2 separate regions of the Homo sapiens genome follow, and region 1 is linked to region 2. A link is a contact called in ENCODE Hi-C data. All regions are on one chromosome and are shown on one strand. The core of a region is the stretch at or near the end of the contact, and the rest is flanking DNA. Distances in the headings are between cores, read along the strand shown.

Region 1 (5,756 bases), core at 74-2,573, 510 kb before region 2:
CCTCTGTAATCTGCACATTTCAGGCGCCCAGGACACCTCGAAGGTCTAGTGTAATCCTTCCGTTTTGCAGCTGAAAAAACTGAAGACCCCGGAAGGGAATTCTGTCACAAGTCCCCTAAAGACAGCATTGCATCTGGGGTCCCCGGGTCTCACATGCCTGTCCGCGCGCTTTCAAAGCAGGACCATAACCCAACCCTGGACAGGAGCCCAACTCCTCCTTGAATTACGGGTAAACTTCTGGAAGGAGCCCATCTCCTCCTCGAATTACGGATAAAATACTCTGGGCAAGTTATTATACACTTCGGTGTGCCTCTGGTTCTCATCTGTGAAATGGGTGTGATAATAACAGTATTGTAGCACCTGGCGAGGAATCATGATTCAATACAAAGTGTTTGGCCACCCTGCACCCCCAAAGTTCCGTCTCGCTCCTAAACTACTCGTTAATTAACCTCGCAACAGTCATTGCATTTTGCAAGAATTTGGGGGACTCCACTTACATCATTTAGGAGGGCGTGTGCACAGCGTTGTAGTGAGATTTAAGAGATTAAACTTCACAGCCATGGGCACAAGATTTGGCACAACGATTAAGTGCAATAAATGGCTATTGTTGTTCTTGATCATCCTCATCCCAGCTTCCGTCGGGGCCCCGCTTCCCAGCCTGCGCAGGACACCTGCCCGGCACACACAGAGGGGCGCTCACCTGGTCGGCGCCGGGGAGCCGTTGCGGGACGACTCGGAAGAAGACGCAGAGAGGCAGAGCGGCGACCGCCGAATAGCCCCAGATGAGCGCCAGCAGCACTGCCCGCGCCCGCCGCCCAGGACCCCGCACGCCGCGCTGCAGGTGCACGATGCACACCATGCGCTCCAGGCTGACCGCGGCCAGCGTGAGGATGGTGACGCTGCCGCTCAGGGTCATCACGTAGAAGAGCAGGTGGCAGGCAACGGGGCCCAGCAGCCAGGCCTCAGTCCAGCGCACGGCCAGCACCAGAGGGATAGCGCTGATGAAGAGCAGGTCCGCGCAGAAGAGGTTGAGTACCAGGCAGGCAGTCGCGCCGCGGCGTCGTCGGCGCGCCACCAGCACCAGGGCGCACACGTTGCCCAGCAGCGACACTGCAAAGATGAGCACCAGCACGGTTGTCTCCACCGCGGCCAGCACCAGCCGGTGGTCGCCCTTGACGTCGGAGAAGAAGGGAAAGCGGGTGCGGTTGGCTTGCTCCAGGCTGCGCAAGGGCGCGTCGCCCGCTGCCCGCGCGCATTCAGGGGACATTCCCGGCGCCTGGCGGCCCGCAGCGGTCTGAGAGAGTGCTCATCTGGGAGGCGACTGAGTGCCAAGGCGGGGAAAGAGGGAGGGAGGCGGTTGCGACATCTCGCCTCTGGCCCCCTCCCTTCTGAGGAGCGCCAGCACTGGGTGCAGGGAGCTGCACCCGGGGCGCGCGGGAACCAGGAAGTGCCCGGCAACACTGGCCGCGAACACCGCAGCTGGCCGGGGAGGTGGCGGCCAAGGCGGAAGCCTCGTGCCCTCTGGCCCTTTGAAAGTGTATCCAGAAGCCAGAAAACTCACTTAGCGAATTCCTCGAGCCCCCGCAGGGCCTGCCCAACCTCCTTTATTTTTCAGGGACACTGGATGTGCGAAGCCTTTTGTGAACGGATTTAGCTAAAATTGATTTAAAAGGGTCAGAGCTGGCCTTTGGAGATTATTTTGGCCTGTGTCGTTCAGGCTTTACTAAAGAAACTCCATGGGTCTGGAGGTAGATCCTAAAACAACTTGTAATGAGTCCATATTTTTTGTGGGGGAGAGAGGGAGTGGAGATCTTTTATCACTACTTAATAACAGGTCTTTAGGTGGATTATCTACTCCCTCTACCCCAGATTTTTAATCTATAAAATGGGAATAATAATACCCCATTAGGTTATTGTGAGGCTCACCTAGAGTTTTGCACACTTGGCACACAGTAATTACTCGTTAAATGTTATCAAATATTAGTTATTGTAACTAAAATGCATATACATTTTGCATTCTGAACAATGACATAAATGCTTTCTTATAAAAAGAGTGAGTCCTTCCAAAATTTTTAATAAACTTGCCATCCAAGGAAGACAGATATTTCAAGGCTGGCAGATTCACACACAAGCTATGAATGTGCCCCAGGTGCCACAGTTTGAGGAGCACTGGGCAATCCAGTCCCGTTAGAGATAAGGAAACTGAGGCCCAGCCAGAGTGACTTGTCTAAGCTGTCCTCTGGTTAGTAATGAAAGCCAGTCACCTGTCCCCGTCCCACACATTTCCATCACACCACTGCAGTCTCGTTTTCTGTAAATGAGGAAGCTGGAGATGGAAAAGTATGCCTGTGGCCTAAGATCCAGTGGCCACTTCCCCAACCAGCCACCCTCCTGCCACCCACACCTTCACCCCCTCTTCCCTCTGCCATATTACCAGGCCTCTCCCAGTTGCCCACTCTGTCTTCTAATTGTCTTTCTTAAGGTTGGGTCTTAAGAAATCTAAGCACTGACTGGGCACAGTGGCTCATGCTTGTAATCTCAGCACTTTGGGAGGCCAAGGCGGGTGGATCACTTGAGGTCGGGAGCTCCAGACCAGCCATGGCCAACGTGGTGAAACCCCGTCTCTACTAAAAATACAAAAATTAGCTGGGCATGGTGGCAGGTACCTGTAATCCCAGCTACTTGGAAGGCTGAGGCAGGAGAATTGCTTGAAACCGGGAGGTGGAGGTTGCGGTGAGCCGAGATCAGGCCACTGCGCTCCATCCTGGGCCACACAGCGAGACACCATCTTAAAAAGAAAGAAAGAAAGAAAGAAACCTGAGTACTTCAGGCTGGTTGCGCCAGAGTCTGAAGTACTGTCTGGGGAGGGGGTCCATTTGTGTGTCTGCTTTTCACGGTATCAAACAGGTCTGAGCTGATGATGTGACTTCTAACCTGAGAAGTAGATGCTCAGCTTGAACATTGACTAGGTTCAAGTTGAAAAACAGAACTGGTTTGCTTCCTGAAACAGTTGAAAAAGGGCAAAAAATTGAAATAAAGGGAACTCAGACAAATGGGGTTTTGGCAACTGTCTGATTAGGGTCAGGGGATATTAGTGTTTGTGTGAGGGAAAGGAAACTATAGGTATATGTATGTGTGTGTGTGTGTGAGAGAGAGAGAGAGAGAGAGAGAGAGAAAGTAAGAGGGAAAAGCACAGACAGAGACGGAGAGAGATTGATTACATCACAGGCTGATGTGATGAGATAGACACAGAGAGGTTTCCCTAGAATGTACAACCAGGGTGGGCTCTTTGCACTAAAAGGCCTTCTCCAACATTAACCTCCTGGGTTCTACCAATGGCAAAATGTTGAGTGCAGAGGCTCATAAACTTTCTCCATTCACTGCACCTTCATGGCACCCCTAGGCAAAAAGAAAAACCAAACAGAAACGTTTCATTTATTAAGTAGTTGGGTCCAAACAACTTAATAAGACTTTATGTCCTAACAACTTAGTAACTATCTTGGAAAATAATAATACATATAAATTGGGGTAAAAATTTTATTGTTTCATTTTTTTTTTTTTTAATTTTTGAGAGGGAGTCTCACTCTGTCGCCCATGCTGGAGTGCAGTGGTGCCATCTCAGCTCACTGCAACCTCTGCCTCCTGGGTTCAAGCGATTCTCCTGCCTCAGCCTCCCGAGTAGCTGAGATTACAGGCACCCACCACCACACCCAGCTAATTTTTATAATTTAGTACAGATGGGGTTTCACCATGTTGGTCAGGCTGGTCTCAAACTCCTGACCTCAAATGATCCACCCACCTCAGCCTCCCAAACTGCTGGGATTACACTCACCCGGCTTGTTGTTTCATTCTTAAATAACCATAGTGAGGCTAAGTGCAATGGCTCACCCCTGTAATCCCAGCACTTTGGGAGGCTGAGGCTGGAGGATCACTTGATCCCAGGAGTTCAAAACTAGCCTGGGCAACATAACCAGATCCTATCTCTACAAAAAAAAAAAAAAAAAAAAAAATAGCTGGGCATGGGGGCTTGTACCTATATAGTCCCAGCTTCCTGGAAGGCTAAAGTGGGAGGATGGCTTGAGCCTGAGAGGTCGAGGCTACAGTGAGCTATGGTCATTATACTCCAATGTGGGCAACAAAGCAAGACCCTGTCTCAAAAAATTTTTTTTAAAAAACCAACAACAATAGCTTCCTGATGGGCTGGGTGCACTTGTTGTACTCTGCACAGTTTTTCAAAACAAAATCATATTGAGCACTGCTCCATGTTGATTTTCATGCAGTTCCTGCTTTTTATCACAGCAACTCCTAAACACTCAGCTTTGTAAGGTACAATGTCATGAATCTAATGCTGGAACTGTGAATTACCTAGTAGAGCTAGCAGTTCATGCAGAGCCGGATGGGTGTTGAGTAGTGCCATTTCCCTGCAGTACCCGAGCCCATGTGGGCACTAGCCTTTGGGGACCAGAGCCCTGGCAGGACAACTCACTGTGTGACCTTGGGCAAGTTACTGTAGCTTCTTAGAGTTTCAGTCTTCCCATATATGAAAGGGGATAGTGATAGTACTGACCTCGTAGGGTTTGGGGAAGATTAAATGAAGTTCCTTAATGTAAAGCATTTCGCACAGTGGTCACTGAGTGGACACTGTGGGTCAGACTCTGTGGTCAACACTGTATATGGATTATGGACACAACTCTGCTTGCTGACAGTCCCAGTTATGATATTATTATTATTATTATTATTGGAGACAAGGTCCCACTCTGTCACCCAAGTTGGGTACAGTGGCATGGGCATAGCTCACTGCAGTCTTGAAGTCCTGGGCCCAAGTGATCCTCCTGCCTCAGCCTCATGAGTAGCTGGGACTACAGGTGCATACCACCATGCCCAGATAATTTTTTTTATTTTTTGTGAGGTGAGGTCTCGCTATGTTGCCCAGACAGGTATTGAACTCTTGATCTCAAGCAATCCTCCCACCTTGGCCTCCCAAAGTGCTGTGATTATAGGTATGAGCCACCATGGCCAGCACCAGTTTATGAAATTATTATTAGAACCTTTTTCATTCTCAAATTGCCCTGGTTTGGAGGATAAAGTATATGGCCATCCTTCCTTTGTGTTTGTTAACTCATTCAATTCCCCTACAAGTTGCAAACATTGGGATTTGAACCGAGACAGTCTGACTCCGGAGTCTTTGCTCTGAACCGCTAGAGCAGTGCATCTTAACTGGGGGAGGTTTTGCTGCAACCCCCACCCTCGGACATTTTGTCATGTCTGGAGCCATTTTTGGTTGTCACAACTGGGAGATTGCTACTGACATCCAGTGTGTAGAGGCCAGGGACGCTGCTGCTAACATCCTACAATGCACAGGACATTCCCCACAACAAAGAATTGTCCAGCCCAAAATGTTGATAGTACTGAGGCTGAGAAATCCTGTGCTCTTGAGACCTCACAAGACTTTACTTCTTATTTTTAACCCTGTCGTGGGGTCACATCTAGTGGCAAAAGCCAAAAATGTTACCATTTTTTCTCAGAGATGTTTCACTGCAACCTCTGTGACCCCTTTAACCAACCCACTGGGCTCCGCTTTGTGTTTGGGCCCCAGATGTGCACAGCCGTGAAATCCCTTTCATACACAGGGCTGGGTGTGGCATCCTCAGGGTAGACAGACTTCACGTATTCCCTGGAGACTGGACAGTAGATACCCATTGGCTGATCCATCACTGTGAAAGTCATATTTATTGCCCATGGTATTAGTTCTTTAC
Region 2 (6,013 bases), core at 3,221-5,720:
TTCAGGGATGTCTCTGGTAGAAAGTGGGAAACTGAGGCCCAGAGAAAGGATGCGTAAGAGTTGCTTATGGAAGATTGAGGTCTCCCTATTTCTAACTTCCCCTCCCCCTAACTTCTCCACTCCTTTTTGGGTGCTCAAGCAAGTCCTGGGGCCATTCCAAAGCTTACCACCTCCCCTCCACTGTATGTGCGATGTGTGTACAAGGGGAGGGGTCCTAATTCTCCAGGAGATCCACAGCAACAAGACAGACGGATAGAGGTACCAGGTGCCAAGGTAGCTCATAGAAGGAGAGAGGTGATTTTGGAAGGAAGAAGGGAGCTTTGAGGATGTGGAGTTTGATCCTGAGCCCCTTAGAGTTTCTAGAAAAAATGAATAATGAGGGCTTTGTAGGCAGGGGGACAGCAGAGGCAAAGGCATGGAGTGGCAGAGAAGGGCAGTGGGGGAAGGAAAGGAGAGAGAGCCATTTGTGGCCAGAAACCTGCAAAGATGGGCCTAGGATTCTTGCCTTCAGTTCTCCTACTGACAAGGCTGGCTGGAGGCTGAAGGCTGCAGAGGTAGTGAGTGTGGCTGAGTCATTACTGGAACCCAGGTCTCCTCTTGCCCCTCATCTTGAGGACTGCCTGTGCCTCAAAGTGGGGCCACACAAGATGTGGCTCTGGGGATGCAGCATTGGTGTAGGGACCTGCTGGGAATGCAAAAGAGGGGAGAAGGAGCGGCCTGTCAGCACCTACCTTCAGCTCCTGCATGGAGGGCTCATGGCCCAGCTCCCTTGCACTGTGAATGATTAGGTCGAGGGCATCACCCGGCTCTGCAGCCTTGTCCTCGTGAAGCTTCTCAGAAATGGCCCCCTCCAGGTGCCGATGCAGCTGGTCCCTTGCCCGGATGCCCTGATGTTCAGGGAGAGAAGAAAGATGGGGCAGGAAGGCTAAGGGGGCCAAGCCCGGCCACTTACCCAGAAAACCTTCTCAGCACTGGCTCTGCCAACATCCTTGTGTTAACAGCTTCCCAGCTTAGCTCCTGGCCTGGCATATGGCTGGGCTCAGTAAATGGTCGGGGATATGTCCACTGTCCACAAACATCATTCTGTCTTGATTATCACAATCCCCCTCTGAGCCACAGCAGAGTTACTGTCATCCTGAGGAGAGGATGCTGAAGTTCAGAGAGGTCAAGCAATTGCCCAGAGTCACACAGCTGTCCATGTCCATGCCTGGCACAGAGCCCAGTGCGGCTAGGGTCAGCCCATTGCCCTTTCCCTGTACTAGGCTCAGGCTGGGGTACCTTGATGCACCCAGCAAAGCTCTGACTTAGAGGACACTATTGGATTTGTAAGCATTAGCCTCTGTAAGAGCGTGGGCAATAGGGGATGCCTCTCCAGAGTTCAGGGAATAGCCGCAGCAAAAGCATTCCCCCGGGGAAAGCACTGTAATTCAGCACTTGAGTTCCATAGTCGGAGGAGATGAGGTTAAAGTCCTGTTCGTGCCCCTACTAACGGTGTGATCTTGGGTAAGTCAATAAAATAAGTTTGGCCAATAAAATGAGAATCATAACACTTTGCAGGCTGCGAGGATTAGATCAGAAAACGTATCCACGGTGATCAGCCTATAGCATGATCCTTTACACATATTATTTTTATGCAGGTGACTGAAAACCAGGGAATCAAACAGTGGGAAGTCCCAGAATAGGGGGACCAAAAGGCGGGATGGGGCATCCTAGCTGCTCTCCGGGTCCTGCCCATTGTTCTGAAGTCTGGAGAAGCAGCAGTTCTCTGATCCCGAAACCTAGCGGGTCCAGGGCTGGTGGAGCTGACGCCCACACCCCTGGGTCCGGGGCTGGCGCTGGGCTGGACCGGGGCTCATCTGCAGCCCTCACGCTCTCCTCGGTTCCGCAGCCATCTGGGCTTCCGAAGAGGTGATGGAGGCCGGCCCCAGGGGCGCCGCTGTGGGAAGGAGTCCGACCGACTGGCAGGACGCCTGCCACCGAGACCCCAAACTCTGGCGGCCCGCGCTTGCTCAGGCTGGAGCGCGTCGCGGCAGGCGCGTCCCACGGAGGTCGTGTGGCCAGCCCCAGGTCACACCAGCGAACCAGCACAGAGGCCAGGCCCAGAGCCCACCGCCACGCCACCGCCACAACGCCTCCCACCCCCGGGCCCTGCCGCCGTTCCCAGCAGAGGTGACGGACGCGCGGGGTGCGCCGAGGGCGTCCCGTCTGGGTCTGGGAGGCCCGCCCGCGCCGCGGAGCCTCGGAGGAAGGTCTGGAGCCGGGGCGGCCGTACCTTGCGTAGGCCACTGAAGGGAACGTCCAGAGGCAGTGAGAAGAGGTTCTCCACGAGCTGCTCGAAGGTCCGGGCCAGCGTGGCGCACTGCGCCTCGTCCAGCCGCAACCCCAGCAGGATGCGCGCGGCCATGCGGAAGGTGAGCGCTTTGGAGGCGTCGTAGACTGAGACCGGCCCGCCCGCCGCGCACCAGGAGCGCACCTCATGCCGCAGCGCCCCCTGCAGGCGCGGCACGTAGCGCTCCAGCGCGGCGCGGCTGAACACGCGCGCCAGGACCTGTGGGAGCGCGCGTGATCAGCGCTGGCGGCGGTCTGGCCTCATCTGCTTGGCGATTCCGGAGTAGCCAGAAGGCCAGTTCCGGTCCTTTCTCCCTCTTCCAAGCGGCCCAGACCTAAACTTCCTGGCTTTTGCTTTCGCCATTTCCCCCAGTTCTGCTCTGATGCACACAGTCCCTCCCAACCATCCAGGCTCCAGCTGCCATCTCCTCTAAGAAGTCTTCCCTGGCCCCTTTCTAGGTCTGAGTCTCCAGCGCTTCTGCTATCACAGCCACGGAAGATGGGAGATGAAAGAATCTTTTAGCGCAGTCCTAACTTTATAAACCGAAGCTGAAGGTAACGGACCCGCCCAAGGCCACCCGCTAGTTACCAGGGACCTTGGTCGGGTTCACAGTGTATCCAACACCGGGGCCCCGGCCTGGCCCATGGCAGATGCCGGGGACCGCGGATCCGACGTATCTACGGTCCATTCCCGTTTCCACTCACCTTGCGCCGCCGCCGGTGCGGCTCGCCGACCGCACCTAGCAGTGTGTGCGAGCCCAGCAGGATGTGCGCACTCTGCGGCCACTGGCTGCGCACCAGGCGGTGCTCGCCCAGCAGGATGGTGCGCACGTTCTCCGCGCCGCTCACGCGGATCACTGGCCTGCCCAGCAGGTGCGTCTTGAACACTGTCCCATAGCGCTCTCGGCGAGAACTGTGGAAGCGCGAGCCCTGCGGGCGAGGCGGAGGGTGGAGAGCTGGAACTTCTGGGCCTGGGCTGGGATCTGACCCAGACCTTCCAGCTGCCTTTTGATCACAACTTCCTGTCCCTGGCTGGCGCGTTTACAAAACAAGATCCCCAGTGGGCCTGGTATCTACTCTACGGGAATGTACATGCTCCTGTTCCTATTGGTGAGATGAGGAAACAGACTCAGAGTGAAGAAGTGAGGGCCCAAGGGCTCACAGCTGGGCCAAGCTCCAGGCTCCTTTTCTACCCTTGCAGGACGTGCTCCTCAGACCCCTTCCTAAAACCCCTTATGTTTACCCCCTGCGTTGTGTCTGGGAGTTGCTCTGGGGGGAATTCCAGTGACTTGAGGTCCCTTCGAGGGAACGGAGTATCTAGGTAAAGGCGAGAGTTGTGCGCGCTTCCCGGGGTCGTGGGCGATGGGCAGGGACTGGCTACAAATCCCATGGGCATTGAGACTGAGGAGGGTCCAGTGGGAGCCGGGGGAAGAAGGGACCGTATTAGCGCTCGGGGTCGAAGGACTGCTCACCTGAACTAACCAGTGCAGCGTTTCGCCGAAGAAGGGCCACCCCATGGAGCCCTTGGGCAGAGGCAGGGTGGAGGCCCGGTCCCGGCTCAGCATCCAGCGGAGGGTCCAGAGGTGCTGGGCCAGGCTGAGCAGCAGGCCCGCGCACAGGAGAGCAGTGCCCGCCGCCCCCAGCACTGACAGGCAGCTCAGCCCCCAAGGGAACATGATGAGCCCGCGGGGGCCAGGCCGCTCAGAGCGCAGGGAGAGCAGGGGACGCAAGAACCGGGGCGCGAGCAGTGCGCAGTGCTCACCTGTTCCGTCCGCAAAAGGCCTGGGGTTTGGGGGCAAAGCCCGAGATTTATAAGCTCAGGCCAGAACTCTGTTCTAAAAACAGACGGACGGTGAAAGACTGCAGTGACCGTGCGCCCTTAGGGAACGTGCCTTCCTCGAGGCCGGCACGCTCAGGACTTTTTCCTGGCTCCTGGGCCCAAATGCCAGTCCCTCTCGAAGGTGCCTGCTGCCTCGGGAACGCTCACTCCCGGCTCCGCGGGGCACCTCCCACCTCCTCCCGGGCTCAGCACCCTTTGGATAGAAGAAGGGAAGGAGGGCGAAAGAAGAGCAACTCACCAGTGTTGCCAACCTGGTCTGCAGACCCCCGCCCCACCTGTCCCTCCTCCAGTCGTTTAACCCTTCTTGGCCCACGCTGGACACGTTTATATAGATATTGGCTCCCCCCCTACGGACCGATCCCGGTTCACACAACGTGACGTGTCTTTGCATATTTAAAGCGCTCCACGCAGAGTGGTGATTGGAGGCGGTGGGCAGCGGCGCGCTCACGGAGGGGCTCTGAGTAGGGAGTGGCAGGCGCCGGGGCGGCTCGAGCTGGGCTGGGGGCTCGCCCCGCGAGCGTCCTCGGGCGGGGCCTGCGGGTTCGCGCCAGAGCTTCCCCGCTCTTCGCAGGCGCTCAGAAAGTGGGCGAACCCAACGCGCAGAACTGACCCGGGCTTGCGCCCCGCAGTGCTCCTGGCCCACCCCCGGCCGCTGGCTCCCTCTGCCGTCCCCGCCCTCGAGCTTCTAGGTGCCTTTCTCTCGCCACTCCAAGGTGAAAGAACTGGGCTTTTCTCTCCTTTGCTCCGACTATTTCAGGGAAACTGCAGTCGTCGACGCCTGCGTTGGCATCGCAAAAGCCCAGGAGGGATAGCGCAGCCGAGATTCTCCGACAGCTCCCCACCTCTCCCGGCTCTCTGATCTACCACGTCAGGTATCCTTCCAAAGATGGCAGTTCCACTACTGCCCTAGGCTTCATAAAGACGTCCTAAGCCTCCAGAAGCGGATACCCACGAGCACCTTTCCGGTCTCAAGGACCGAATTCATCCTTCCCTGCACATCCTTCCCTCCCTCCCCCGAGTTTGCCCGACGACTCTTGTCAATCTACATTGTTGCGTTTTGGGCTTTGTGCGTCCCATTCAAGGGTTCCAAATGCCTCAGGACTCACTCGTTCTTGTCCCTACAGTGCAACCTGGGGTGTGTGTGGAGGGGTGCAGGGTGTTTATATTATTGGTAAGAGTAAAGAGGTCCCACAGTGGTCTCCTCCAGGCAGTGCAAAGGCAGTATCTCTCTGAATCCCGGGACGTCTCAGCCAAAGCAGGGAAGACACCCCAAGTACGCTGGAAGGCTGGGTAAGGCGCGAAGGGCAGCCCCATTCCAGTCTTCAAAGAGAGCTAGCTGTTCACCGCTCCTCTCCTCCAGATTTCACCGTGCCTGAAGAACTACCATGCTTTTCATGTAATATTTTTAAAAACATTAAATACTTTGGATTAAGAGATGATCGAGAGAACAAGTGCGCATATGTATATATATGTGTGTGTGTGTGTGTGTGTATGTATATATACTGTTTTGGTGCCACTCCCATTCCAGTAACTAGGAAATAATATGCCTTTTCTCCAGGAAGCACTTGTTTTAAATCAGTAAGCTCTGAATAGACAAAATAGTAATGCATTTTCAACAACTTGCTCAATATTTTTAATATTTCATCACAAAATCCAGAGATGTACATATAATTCTTTACACTTATTTTACAGAATCAGGCATAGTTTCTTACAGGCCTAAATCCTGAAAAGGCAAAGGGAAGATTCAGCATAAATACAACAAAGGGAGAATAAAGACTGGATTTATATTGCCATTTGGACCACGGAAACATACACAAAGGAAAATGTACATTTGTTTTAGGTTTT

Evidence for each region. A loop is a pair of places that touch in the nucleus more often than their neighbours do. Pooled maps may share reads with other maps.
Region 1: a loop to region 2 is called in a map with no recorded cell type, with 4 times the contacts of the local background. The contact joins the promoter of FFAR4 here to the promoter of CYP26C1 in region 2. A Hi-C loop is called at or near these places in 1 of 37 single-sample maps with no recorded cell type and 6 of 50 pooled maps.

The regions. Positions count from the first base shown.
Region 1 is chr10:93,562,232-93,567,987 of GRCh38, reverse strand. FFAR4 (free fatty acid receptor 4) reads right to left here and starts at 1,323. Exons shown (of 3, transcript NM_001195755.2): 1 at 701-1,323. The coding sequence starts at 1,267. RefSeq lists an enhancer at 1,083-1,921.
Region 2 is chr10:93,059,255-93,065,267 of GRCh38, reverse strand. It overlaps CYP26C1 (cytochrome P450 family 26 subfamily C member 1), which reads right to left and starts at 4,470. Exons shown (of 6, transcript NM_183374.3): 1 at 3,801-4,470; 2 at 3,034-3,258; 3 at 2,273-2,548; 4 at 732-887. The coding sequence starts at 4,004. It overlaps EXOC6 (exocyst complex component 6), which reads right to left. Exons shown (of 22, transcript NM_019053.6): 22 at 5,778-6,013. RefSeq lists enhancers at 2,290-2,459, 2,470-2,589, 3,543-4,452.